2 separate regions of the Homo sapiens genome follow, and region 2 is linked to region 1. Evidence: read pairs that join two places in POLR2A ChIA-PET (ENCODE). Cell type or tissue: OCI-LY7. All regions are shown on one strand. Links, peaks and the distances in the headings refer to the core of each region. The heading gives the core; the rest is flanking DNA.

Region 1 (5,373 bases), core at 112-5,111:
GAAGGCTCAGAACAGAAAATTCCCCACAGGCCCCAGAACATCCTCTAGAGCAGCAGTCCCCAACCTTTTTGACACCAGGGACCAGTTTTGTGGAAGACAATTTTTCCACAGGCAGCAGGAGCATGGTTTCAGGATGAAATCTTCCCACCTCAGATCATCAGTCATTAGATTCTCATAAGGAGCACAAAACCTAGATCTCTCAAATGCACACTTCACAGTAGGGTTCGTGCTCCTATGAGGATCTTTTTTTTTTTTGACTGGAAGTCTAGCTCTGTCACCCAGGCTGGAGTGCAGTGGCTCGATCTTGGCCCACTGCAACCTCCGCCTCCCGGGCTTAAGCGATTCTTCTGCCTCAGCCTCCTGAGTAGCTGAGACTACAGGTGCGTGCCACCACACCCGGCTCACAGTGAGCCAAGATTGTGTCACTGCACTCCAGCCTGGATGACAGAGTGAGACTTCATCTCAAAAAAAAAAAAAAAAAAAGGCCAGGCACGTGGTGGCTCACACCTGTAATCCCAGCACTTTGGGAGGCTGAGGCGGGTGGATCATGAGGTTAGGAGTTCGAGACCAGTCTGGTCAACATGGTGAAACCCTGTCTCTACTAATAAGGCTTAGAGGTGAAGGGGTGGGTTCTGGAGTCAGACAGACAAGATCTAAATCCTGGTTCTATTGCTCACCAGCTATGTGACTTTCTTTTTTTTTGAGACAGATTCTGCCTCCCAGGCTCAGGAGATCTTCCTGCCTCAGCTCCCAGAGTAGCTGGGACTACAGGTGCGTGCCATCACGCCTGGCTAATTTTTTTGTAGAGATGGGGTTTCTCCATGTTACCAAGGCTGGCCTCAAACTCCTGGGCTCAAGCAATATGCCTGCCTTGGCCTTCTAAAGTGCTAGGATTACAGGCGTGAGCCACCGCGCCCAGCCTATGTGACCTTTGTGTGCCTTGGTTCCTTCATCTATAAAATGGGAGAAGAATGCCCAGGAACACAGGTGGAAGAATTAATGAGATGCAGTAAGGGCTCAGTGCTGGAATTACAGGTGGGAGCCACCGCACCCAGCCTGTGTGAAAATTTTAAGAATTAGAATCAGGCCGGGCACCGTGGCTCATGCCTGTAATCCCAGCACTTTGGGAGGCCAAGGCAGGTGGATCGCTTGAGCCCAGGAGTTCAAGACCAGCCTGGGCCACATGAAAAACCCAGTCTCTACAAAAAAATTTTTTTAATTAGCCAGGCATGGTGGCATGCGTCTGTAGTCCCAGCTACTTGGGAGGCTAAGGTGGGAGGATTGCCTGAGCCCAGGAGGTCGAGGCTGCAGTGAGTTGTGATCATGCCATGTACTCCAAGCCTGGGCAACAGTATGAGACCCTGTCTAAAAAAAAAAAAAAAAAAATCAGAATCACTTTGCTCTAAAACAGATCTTTCAGATAATAAGAGCAGAGCTATGGCAGCCAGGTGTGGTGGCTCACACCTGTAATCCCAGCACTTTGGGAGGCCAAGGCCAGCGGATCATCTGAGGTCGGGAGTTGGAGACCAGCCTGAGCAACATGGAGAAACCCCATCTGTACTAAAAATACAAAAATTAGCTGGGCATGGTGGCACATGCCTGTAATCCCAGCTATTCAGGAGGCTAAGGCAGGAGAATAACTTGAACCTGGGAGGTGGAGGTTGCGGTGAGCCAATATCACACCACTGCACTCTAGCTTGGGCAACAAGAGCGAAACTCCACGTCAAAAAAAAAAAGAAAAAAAGAGTAGAGCTATCTGTAGCTATTAAAGAAGAGAAAAAATAAGAGGAAAACAATATTTGCTGAGGATTTATTATGTACCAGGCATGGCACTAAACCTGTTTAGAGGTCCTGTCTCATTTAATCCTCACAGCCTTATGAGGTAAATACTATTATTAACCCTGTTTCACAGGTAATGAAACAGATGCACAGAACAACTGAGTGTGTTCATTGACTGTCATTCATTCACTCAATGCCTCGCCTGTGCCAGGCCTTGGGGACTCCCCAGTACACAAAGTAGACAAAGGCCCAAGTCGCCTGCTGTTGAAGGACTAGAAAGTGGGTTCCCTAGGACCCTCGGGGGAGCGTCTTCAGAGCCCAAGTGCATGACCACGATGGAACGGGATCCTCATGAAGTAGTGAGTTTCCTGCCACTGAAGGTATGCAAGTGAGAGCTGGGGACTTGCTGGGAAGGAATTCCCGCTTGGGATGGGCTGGAGCCAGTGGACGGCAGGAGCCCTGTAGCTGTTCTTCAAGTTCTGCAATCCTACAGGGAACCTCTGAGCACTGAATCAAAGCCTCCCACTTGCAGGATAAAAGGTGGGGAGGAGGAAAAAGGAAAGGGGAAGAAAGCATGGAGAAGCCGGAGGGGCAGGACTGACCTCAGGGCATCAGCTCCACAGCAGGCACCCAGGCCCGGGTGCCACCTAGTGGAAGGCTCAGAAAACGAAGAGAAGGCCAGAGAGAGGGACAGAGACGAAGAAATTGAGAGTGACGGATGAGTGTGTCCCTGAGCTAACTCAGGAGCCCTACCTCAGTGTCCCAGACCCTTCTGAATAATGACACTGGATATAGTGAAATTTAAGACTTTTTTCCCCTGTATTTTGACCTCTCTAAAGTCAGATACGTCTTACAATGAATGCGGTGGTGGTTTAATAGGTGGTGGTGCATCCTACAATTGCACGTATGTAAGATTTGATGGAACACTGAAAACTGTCATTGATGGAGCCCTTGTGACATGCCAGGCATGAGCTAAGCCCTCTACCTGTATGATGTTATTGAATCCATGCCCATTTAACAGAAGAGGAAACAGAGGAGGCTGAGGGAGGTGAAGTCATGTGCCCAGGTCTCACAGTAAGTATGTCTGTGGCTGAGAAGCTGGCTGCAGGACTGCTGACCACTGCTACACTGCACAGCTCCCCTCTCTGTGTCACCAGTCACCTTGTTTTATCACTGCCTGAGTGTCCCCTGGCTCCCACCCTCGACCCCTGCCCACATGCCATGATCTCCGCTGGGACAGGGCCTGTGTTTCATTTGTCTAATTTAATGCTCACAAAAACCCTGTGAAGGTGGGTACCATCACTACCATTTGACCTACAGAGGTTAAAGTTTAAATAAATAGAAGCATCTGGCTGGGTGTGATGGCTCATGCCTGTAATTCCAGCACTTTGGGAGACCGAGGCGGGCAGATCACTTGAGGCCAGGAGTTCCAGACCAACCTGGCCAACATGGCAAAACCCTGTCTCTACTAAAAATACAAAAATTAGGCTGGGCATGCTGGCTCACGCCTGTAATCCTAGCACTTTGGGAGGCCGAGGCGGGTAGATCACCTGAGGTCAGGAGTTCGAGACCAACCTGGTCAACATGGTGAAACCCTGTCTCTACTAAAAAATACAAAAAAAATTAGTTGGGCATGGCACGCTCCTGTAATCCCAGCTACTCGGGAGGCTGAGGCTAGAGAATCACTTGAACCCGGGAGGTGGAGGTTGCAGTGAGCCGAGATTGCACCACTGCACTCCAGCCTGGGCGACAGAGCAAGACTCCGTCTCAAAAAAAAAAAAAAAAAGTATGCTATAATTCTAGTTCATATTATGCCCAGTGAAAAAAAGAATATTAAATATTATGTGTATCTGGTATGATCCTGATATTTGTAGCTATGAATGTACTTATAGAGAAAAAACCTGACTCATTTTATATATTAGAGGAGAGGAGCTCAGGGTGGGTTCGGTGTAGCCAGGTAGGACATTTGACCTAGGACAGGTGTCTTTGATTATATTAGGATGGTGGGATTGCCAATAATTTTTTCTCTAGATTTTTATGTTTTCCAAATTCTCTAAAAATGAGCATGTCTTTTTAAAATTAGAAAATATCCTATAAGGCCAGGCGCGGTGGCTCACGCCTGTAATTCCAGCACTTTGGGAGGCCAAGGAGAGCAGATCACTTGAGGCCAGGAATACCAGACCAACCTGGCCAACATGGCAAAACCCTGTCTCTACTAAAAACACAAAAATTAGGCTGGGCACAGTGGCTCATGCCTGTAATCCTGGCACCTTGGGAGGCCGAGGCGGGTGGATCACCTGAGGTCAGGAGTTTGAGACCAGCCTGGTCAACATGGTAAAACCCCGTCTCTACTAAAAAAATACAAAAAAAATTAGCCGGGCATGGTGGCACATGCGTGTAATCCCAGCTACTGGAGAGGCTGAGGCTGGAGAATCAGTTGAACCTGGGAGGTGGAGGTTGCAGTGAGCCAAGATCATGCCACTGCACACGCCAGCCTGGGCAACAGAGCGAGACTTTGTCTGAAAGAAAAAAAAAAGGCATCTAAAATTATTTTTAAATGACTGGGTAAGAAATTTACAACGGGGAGGACTGTGGCTGTGTTTTGATGTTGGCATAGGGGTGACTTTTATTTATTTTCCAATTTTCCTGGCCATAGAAAACACTTTTAAAATGTATGCTATAGCCGGGCACAGTGGCTCACACCTGTAATACCAGCACTTTGGGAGGTCAAGGCGGGTGGATCACCTGACGCTGGGAGTTCGAGACCAGCCTGACCAACATGGAGAAACCCTGTCTTACTAAAAATACAAAATTAGCCGGGCGTGGTTGGCACATGGCTGTAATCCCAGCTGCTCGGGAGGCTGAGGCAGGAGAATCACTTGAACCCGGGAGGCGGAGGTTGCGTTGAGCTGAGATCACACCATTGCACTCCAGCCTGGGCGACAAGAGCAAAACTCTGTCTCAAAAAAAAAAGAAAAAAAGAAAAAAAAGAAAAGAAAATATCATATTAAATGCATTTATAAGTCCAACAAAGATTTGGACAAGAAAGGACATACCAGGCTAGGTGCAGTGGCCCACCCTGTGATCCCAGCACTTTGGGAGGCCAAGGTGGGAGGACTGCTTGAGCTTAGGAGTTTGAGACCAGCTTGGGCAACGTGGCCAAACCCCACTTCTACCAGAAATACAAAAATTAGCTGGGCCTGCTGGCATCCGCCTATAGTCCCAGCTACTCAGGAGGCTGAGGTGGGAGGATGACTTGAGCCCAGGAGGCGGAGGGTGCAGTGAGCTGAGATCACGCTATTGCACTCCAGCCTGGGCGACAGAGCAAGACTCTGCCCCCACCGGCCCCCGCCCTGGCCACCCCCCACCAAAAGAAAAAGGACATTCCAGGCAGAAACAGCAAGAAGCAAGAAAAGCAAAAGAAAGAAAGTGGGAAATCCCAGGGTATGAGCCTTGAACCAGCCATGAGCACCTGGCGGATGCTCGGCAAATCCCTACTGCCTGGGTGGGTCCGACCGGGCTGAGACCAGTTAGGCTTTGGCACCTCCCTCTGGTTGGCTACAGAAGCCAAGCCCCCACGTTTAAAATGCCAGA
Region 2 (5,373 bases), core at 320-5,319, 270 kb before region 1:
CTGAGCACTCCGGTCCAATCGGTGCAGGCAGCGTGAAGGTTTAGGTTCCTCTTTGGGGTTTTCTTTCGAGTCTGGGAAAAGTGTTTTTGGCAAAAGGTTCAGACTTACGTGTGGGCGGAAAGGGCAGACGCATATAACTTATGATTTGAAGGGTGACCAAAGTCAGCCCCCTCCAAACATCCTTCAACGTGGGACATGGTGACTGAGATTCCACCAGCACATGCAGTCCCTGTGGGGGGGAGCTTTTGTAAATGCAGGTCCCTTCCCATCATGCACACCTGAGTGTCCACAGTCTGCCTGATTCCTTGGCCTTTGTTGAGAGGAGTTAAAAGGCTGGAGCAGAGGAAACAGAGGGCATCTGGGGGACGGAACGCTTGGAGAACGCAAAGGGAAAGGCGGATGGAGTGGAAAGGGGTGGGGAGGAAAGGAGGGGTCCATTTTGGTCATGCCCCTATTCCCAAACCCAACTTGCCTGGGCACCAGGGCTGAGGACCAGCACCTGTGGCTTGGCCTCCAGTGCTCCTTCCTCAAGCCTGAGTTCTGTCCCACCCCACCTCCGTGGGGTAAGCAGGGGCAGGAGGGGAGGCCTGCTGACGTACCTCCCCCAGCTCTTCGCACCCCTGTGTCTCGGGAAGAGGTGCTAGGTCCAGGGGGGGTGGAGAAAGGACCTCCAAGTCAGAAGTGATAAAGAGCCCATGGAGAGAGCCTGGTGCCCCCACATCTCCTACAGAGCAGCTATATCCCTTCCCAGGGGGAGAGAAAGCCACCTCTGAGAGCAAAGCCACCTCAGAAAAAAGACTAGAGGGAAACACTGAAAAGTCCATAGTAGTTAATACTGTGTGGTCCGCCATGATGGCAGGTAACCTTTATTTTATATTCTTTTGATTATTGTGTATTTTCCAAACTTTTAATACTTGTAAATTTAAGGGAAAACAATTTTTGTTTTCAGAGAAAGAAAGAGGAAGAGGCAGTCCCACCCTCCCAGGAACAGGCAAGCTGGGGCTCCCATCAGCCTGAGCTCCAGCCTGGGAACGGCCTGCTCCCACCCAGGCAAGGCCCTGCTGGCCACCCTGCTCTCTGTTCTTCTTCCCAAATCACTGTGTCTGTCACCTGCCTCCTTGGCTCTGCCCTGTCGGGCTGTGGAGCAAGGGTCTGCCCCGGGCTGCGCAGAGCCATGCATACAGTAGGTGCTCAGGAAATGCTTGTGACCTGAGGTGTGGTCCCAATCTGCAGACAGTTTCCCTGGAGAGGTGGGCCTACGTCCCCAGCGGACTTAGGATGTGAGGTGGGCGAATTGGTTGCTGCTGATTCATTCAATGAACATTTATTGAGCATCTACTGCATGCAAGCACTGTTCTGGGCACTGGAGATGCAGAAGTGAACACAATGGACAAAGATGCCTTCTCCCTGGGGCGCCACATTCCTGTGATGTGTGGAGAGAGACTGCCTCAGGAACCACCCTCCCCCCCAGTGTTTTTCAGTGTCCCAGCTTTCCATTTATAGATGGGGAAACTGACACTCAGAGAGGAGGCAGTCCTTGCCTGAACCCCGACAGCCAGGGAGTTGCAGATGCTGTTCTAAGCTCCAGAGCCTCGAGATTCAGCCCAGACCTTAGCCTACCAAGCCCTACTAAGGTAGGCTCTCTCCTCTGGCCACCCACACCCCTCTGGCTTAGGTCCTTCCTACCTATGCAGAATCTTGGCCTCCTGGCACTTCCATAAATGCTCTGGATTCCCCATTAAATCCTCATCACAGCTCCGTGTGCTGGGCATCACCACCTCCATTGTGGAGATGAAAACAGACTCAGGCAGATGGTGGGACTTGCTGCAACTAATGTTTAAGAAGAGGAAAGAGGACCTTGAGTCATCCTGTGGTCTGTCTGACATCAAACCAGCCCGTCAAACTCTCCCTTCTGCCCGGAAGATATCTTCTCTTCCTTGGCCTGAGGGCACCACCTCCATGGAGCCCTCCCCGATACCTCTAAGCGAGGTGATTCATATCCTCCTCTATGCAACCACAGCATCTTCAGGCCCTTCTCAAATACTTCCTGAAGTCTTTCTAGAAAGGGTGGAATCTGAGATGGGTCTAGAAAGGGCAGATCTGGGGAGGAAGGAACCTTGCTGGTACAAGCAGAGTGAACAGCATGGGCAAAGGTATGGAAGAAGGATCACACAAAAGGATTACATGGAGATGGAAGGTTTATGGGTCCTGTGGAGGGCTTGAGGGAGAGGAGACTGAGGAAGAAGGTGGGCCAGGCCTGGGGTTGGTCATGGCTTCAGGACACAGGGCTCCAGGACTGAACCAAGCTGGGCCGTGATGTGGGGCAAAGCATCCCATGATGCACAGGGCGGTTCTCTGAAATAGGCCAGTGTAGACATGGCCTTGAGGGTAGGTACGTGTGTGAACAGAGACCACAGGGGCCTCCCGCACCCACTCACGAGCCCTGTTTTTATCAGTCTCTAGACACACACCTGAGCAGCCGAAGCACACTTGCTCTGAGGCACGTAGAGGGCTCCGTGGATGGCCACGTCCGTGGTTGGACAAGGACAAGGGCGAAGGCTTAGAGCAGCTGAAGGGAAACCTGTCCTGGGGAGAATCCCAGGGCTAGTGACGGCGGCATGATTTTCAGGGCACAGTGCAAAATGAAAATACAGGATCCCTTGTTCAAAAATCAGTAAGAATTTCAGGACAGCGACCACAGAACACGAAACCAAGCATGAGGCCCTTCTAAGCAAGGGACCCTGTGCAACTGCCCAGGCCTGAAAATAAGCCTCTGTCTGCCTTTCCTTCCTTCCCTGGACTTGTGTGGGCTTCCATTCTTTATGAATCCACAGTGTTAAAATAATAATAAGTGAAGCCTTGGGTGAGAGCATAGCTTGAAGATTTTAGAACCAGTAAGAACATTAGGGAAAACATGACTCCAACCAACGTCCCCACCCTGTCTGCATTTTACGTTGTAGAACACCTGAAGGATCTAAGAAATTTAAAAATAAGCTCGGTAATCTCAACACCCAGAAAAAACCACTATCATTCGGTGTGTTTCCTTCCAGTCTATTTTTACCCCATGTCTTGTTTTTGCCTCTGTGGGTCTCTTTCCTCCATGTGTGAGGCCATGCAGATATGTCTGAGAACCTCAACAAGAATATCAATAGGCTGGGGCATGGCGGCTCCCGCCTGTAATCCCAACACTTTGGGAGGCTGAGGCAGGAGGATAACTTGAGCTCAAGAGGTGAAGGCTGCAGTGAACTATGATCGTGCCACTGCACTCTAGCTTGGGCGACAGAGCAAGACCTGGTCTCCAAAAAAAAAAACCACACATTAACAGTCATTACAGGTTGAACATCCCTTACCCAAGATGGCTGGGACCAGAAGCATTCAAATTTAGGACTTCTGATTTTGTCAGATTTCGGAATAGTTGGATTATACTTCAGTCCAAAATCCAAAATTCTCCAATGAGCATTTCCTTTGAGTACCATGTTGGCCCTAAAAAAGTTTTGGATTTTGGAGCATTTCAGATTTTAGATTTTTGAATTAGGGATAATCAACCTGTATAGGTGTTAGGATATGTCTAAGAAGAATCTAGAACGGCACCGTCCCGTAGGATTCTCTGTGATGATAGTAATGTCCCATGTCTGTGCTGCCCAACACAGTAGCCACCAGGGGCACGTGAATCCCGAGCGCTTGAAACGTGGCTACTGTAACTGAGGAACTGAATTTTTTATCTTATTTCATTTTAACTATTTTCATTTAGATAGCATTTAAGTATTTTCATTTAAAAGCTAATGGCTACTTTGTAGGGCTATGCAGATCTGTTTTTTTTTTTTTTTCATTTTTCTTTTCTTTTCTTTTCTTTTTTTTTTTTTTTTCAGACGGAGTCTGGCTCTGTCGCCCAGGCTGGCGTGCAGTGGCGCAATCGCACTCACTGCAAGCTCCGCCTCCTGGGTTCACGCCATTCTCCTGCCTCAGCCTCTCGAGTAGCTGGGACTACAGGTGCCCGCCACTACGCCTGGCTAATTTTTGTATTTTTAGTAGAGACGGGGTTTCACTGTGTTAGCCAGGATGGTCTCGATCTCCTGACCTCGTGATCCGCCCGCCTCAGCCTCCCAAAGTGATGGGATTGCAGGCTTGAGCCACCGCGCCCTGCCTTTTTTTCATTTTTCAACTCAAAATGTTTGAAAAGTTTTATACATAACAAGCACGTACTGCTTTAGTAATCAAAAGAAAGATAGTAAAAATTTTAAGTTTTTAAAGCATTCAATGCTACCGGAAAAAAAAAATACCTGAGTTTTTTAAAAGCCTATGATGGGGGAAGATTGATCCTGTTAGAATAGGATCTATTTTTACTTTTCCAGTCAACATACAGAAGAACGAATGTGGGGTTTAGAATCAGAAGCTGTGGGTTTGTCTACCGGATCTGCCACTTACTGGCTATGTGCCCACTTAACCTTTGTGAACCTCAATTTCCTCATCTGTATGATGGAGACATTGATGCTAGTGACCTCTCCAGGCCGCTGTGGGGGCTGAATCAGACAAGGAAGGTGAGAACAGGAGGAATGGCCTAGCGATGGTGCACATGACTGGAGATGATTTCTGTAGAGGTGGAGCCACTCATCCCTGCGAGAGGGTGTTCCTCACAGCTCTGACTCCCCTTGCCATTTCCTAGAAAGCAGGAAATGAGGGTGGCATCTCCCAACGTGTGTTCAGATGTTATCAGCTGTTGAGCAGAAATAATGGAACTCTGTGGTCAAACAAGATTGGGATTGGTTGTTTCAAACAATGTTCAATGGTGTTTTGCTGCAGGACTTGTCAGAGTCTTTGATATGCTAATGGCTACCTTGTTGGGCCATGGAGATCTAAAATAGTGTATGCTCAACTGTTTATTGAGTTATCTCTTGGGGTGAGATGATGCATCTGGAAGGGGCTGGTGTGTGCAAAGTCCACTTTTGGAAAAGCTGCTCTAGAGAGAGCTATTGGATCCACCATGGGCTATAAGCACTGTGGGGGCGGGGAAATTATCTTCTCAAGGACCTAGGAAATTGTATTGAGATTTCAAAGGAAAATTTGCTGGATCCTAAATACAAAAGGGAAAAGCACAACATTGAAATGAATCAATTCGTAATTGACAGTCTAGAAAATATAAATTATGACTCAACTTTTAAATAGTTCCATTAGCAGTAAACATTTACATAGCTCTTAACTCTATGTCAGCCACTGTCTAAGTGTTTTCCATACCTTTGCTCATTTTGTTTATATATGTATTTGAGACAGGTTCTGGCTCTGTCTTCCAGGCTGGAGTGCAGTGGCATAATCTTGCTCACTAAAGTCTCTGCCTCCCAGGCTCAAGTGATATACCTTAGCTCATTTAATCCTCAC

Evidence for each region. Peaks named below come from ENCODE experiments on the same cell type or tissue, not always from the same donor. Only the 100,000 strongest peaks of a DNase experiment are listed, where the experiment ranks them.
Region 2: POLR2A ChIA-PET joins it to region 1 with 6 read pairs; 3 of 35 experiments call an interaction of 5 or more read pairs at or near these places.

What each region holds. Positions count from the first base shown.
Region 1 is chr1:24,685,782-24,691,154 of GRCh38, reverse strand. No RefSeq gene overlaps it. Among named protein-coding and RNA genes, the nearest start is that of SRRM1, 45 kb to the right of the region's middle. In OCI-LY7, for the core only: CTCF peaks have their summits at 2,194 and 2,425 (motif pointing left); a DNase peak (open chromatin) is centred at 2,414.
Region 2 is chr1:24,951,857-24,957,229 of GRCh38, reverse strand. All of the region lies in intron 1 of RUNX3-AS1 (RUNX3 antisense RNA 1), which reads right to left. It also overlaps a transcript of RUNX3 not described here. Among named protein-coding and RNA genes, the nearest start is that of RUNX3-AS1, 24 kb to the right of the region's middle. RefSeq lists enhancers at 1,757-1,806, 1,847-1,996, 2,037-2,216, 1,258-2,457, 4,581-4,630 and a silencer at 2,954-3,013. In OCI-LY7, for the core only: a CTCF peak has its summit at 4,439; DNase peaks (open chromatin) are centred at 3,019, 3,299 and 4,501; H3K4me3 peaks cover 981 bases; H3K27ac peaks cover 1,129 bases.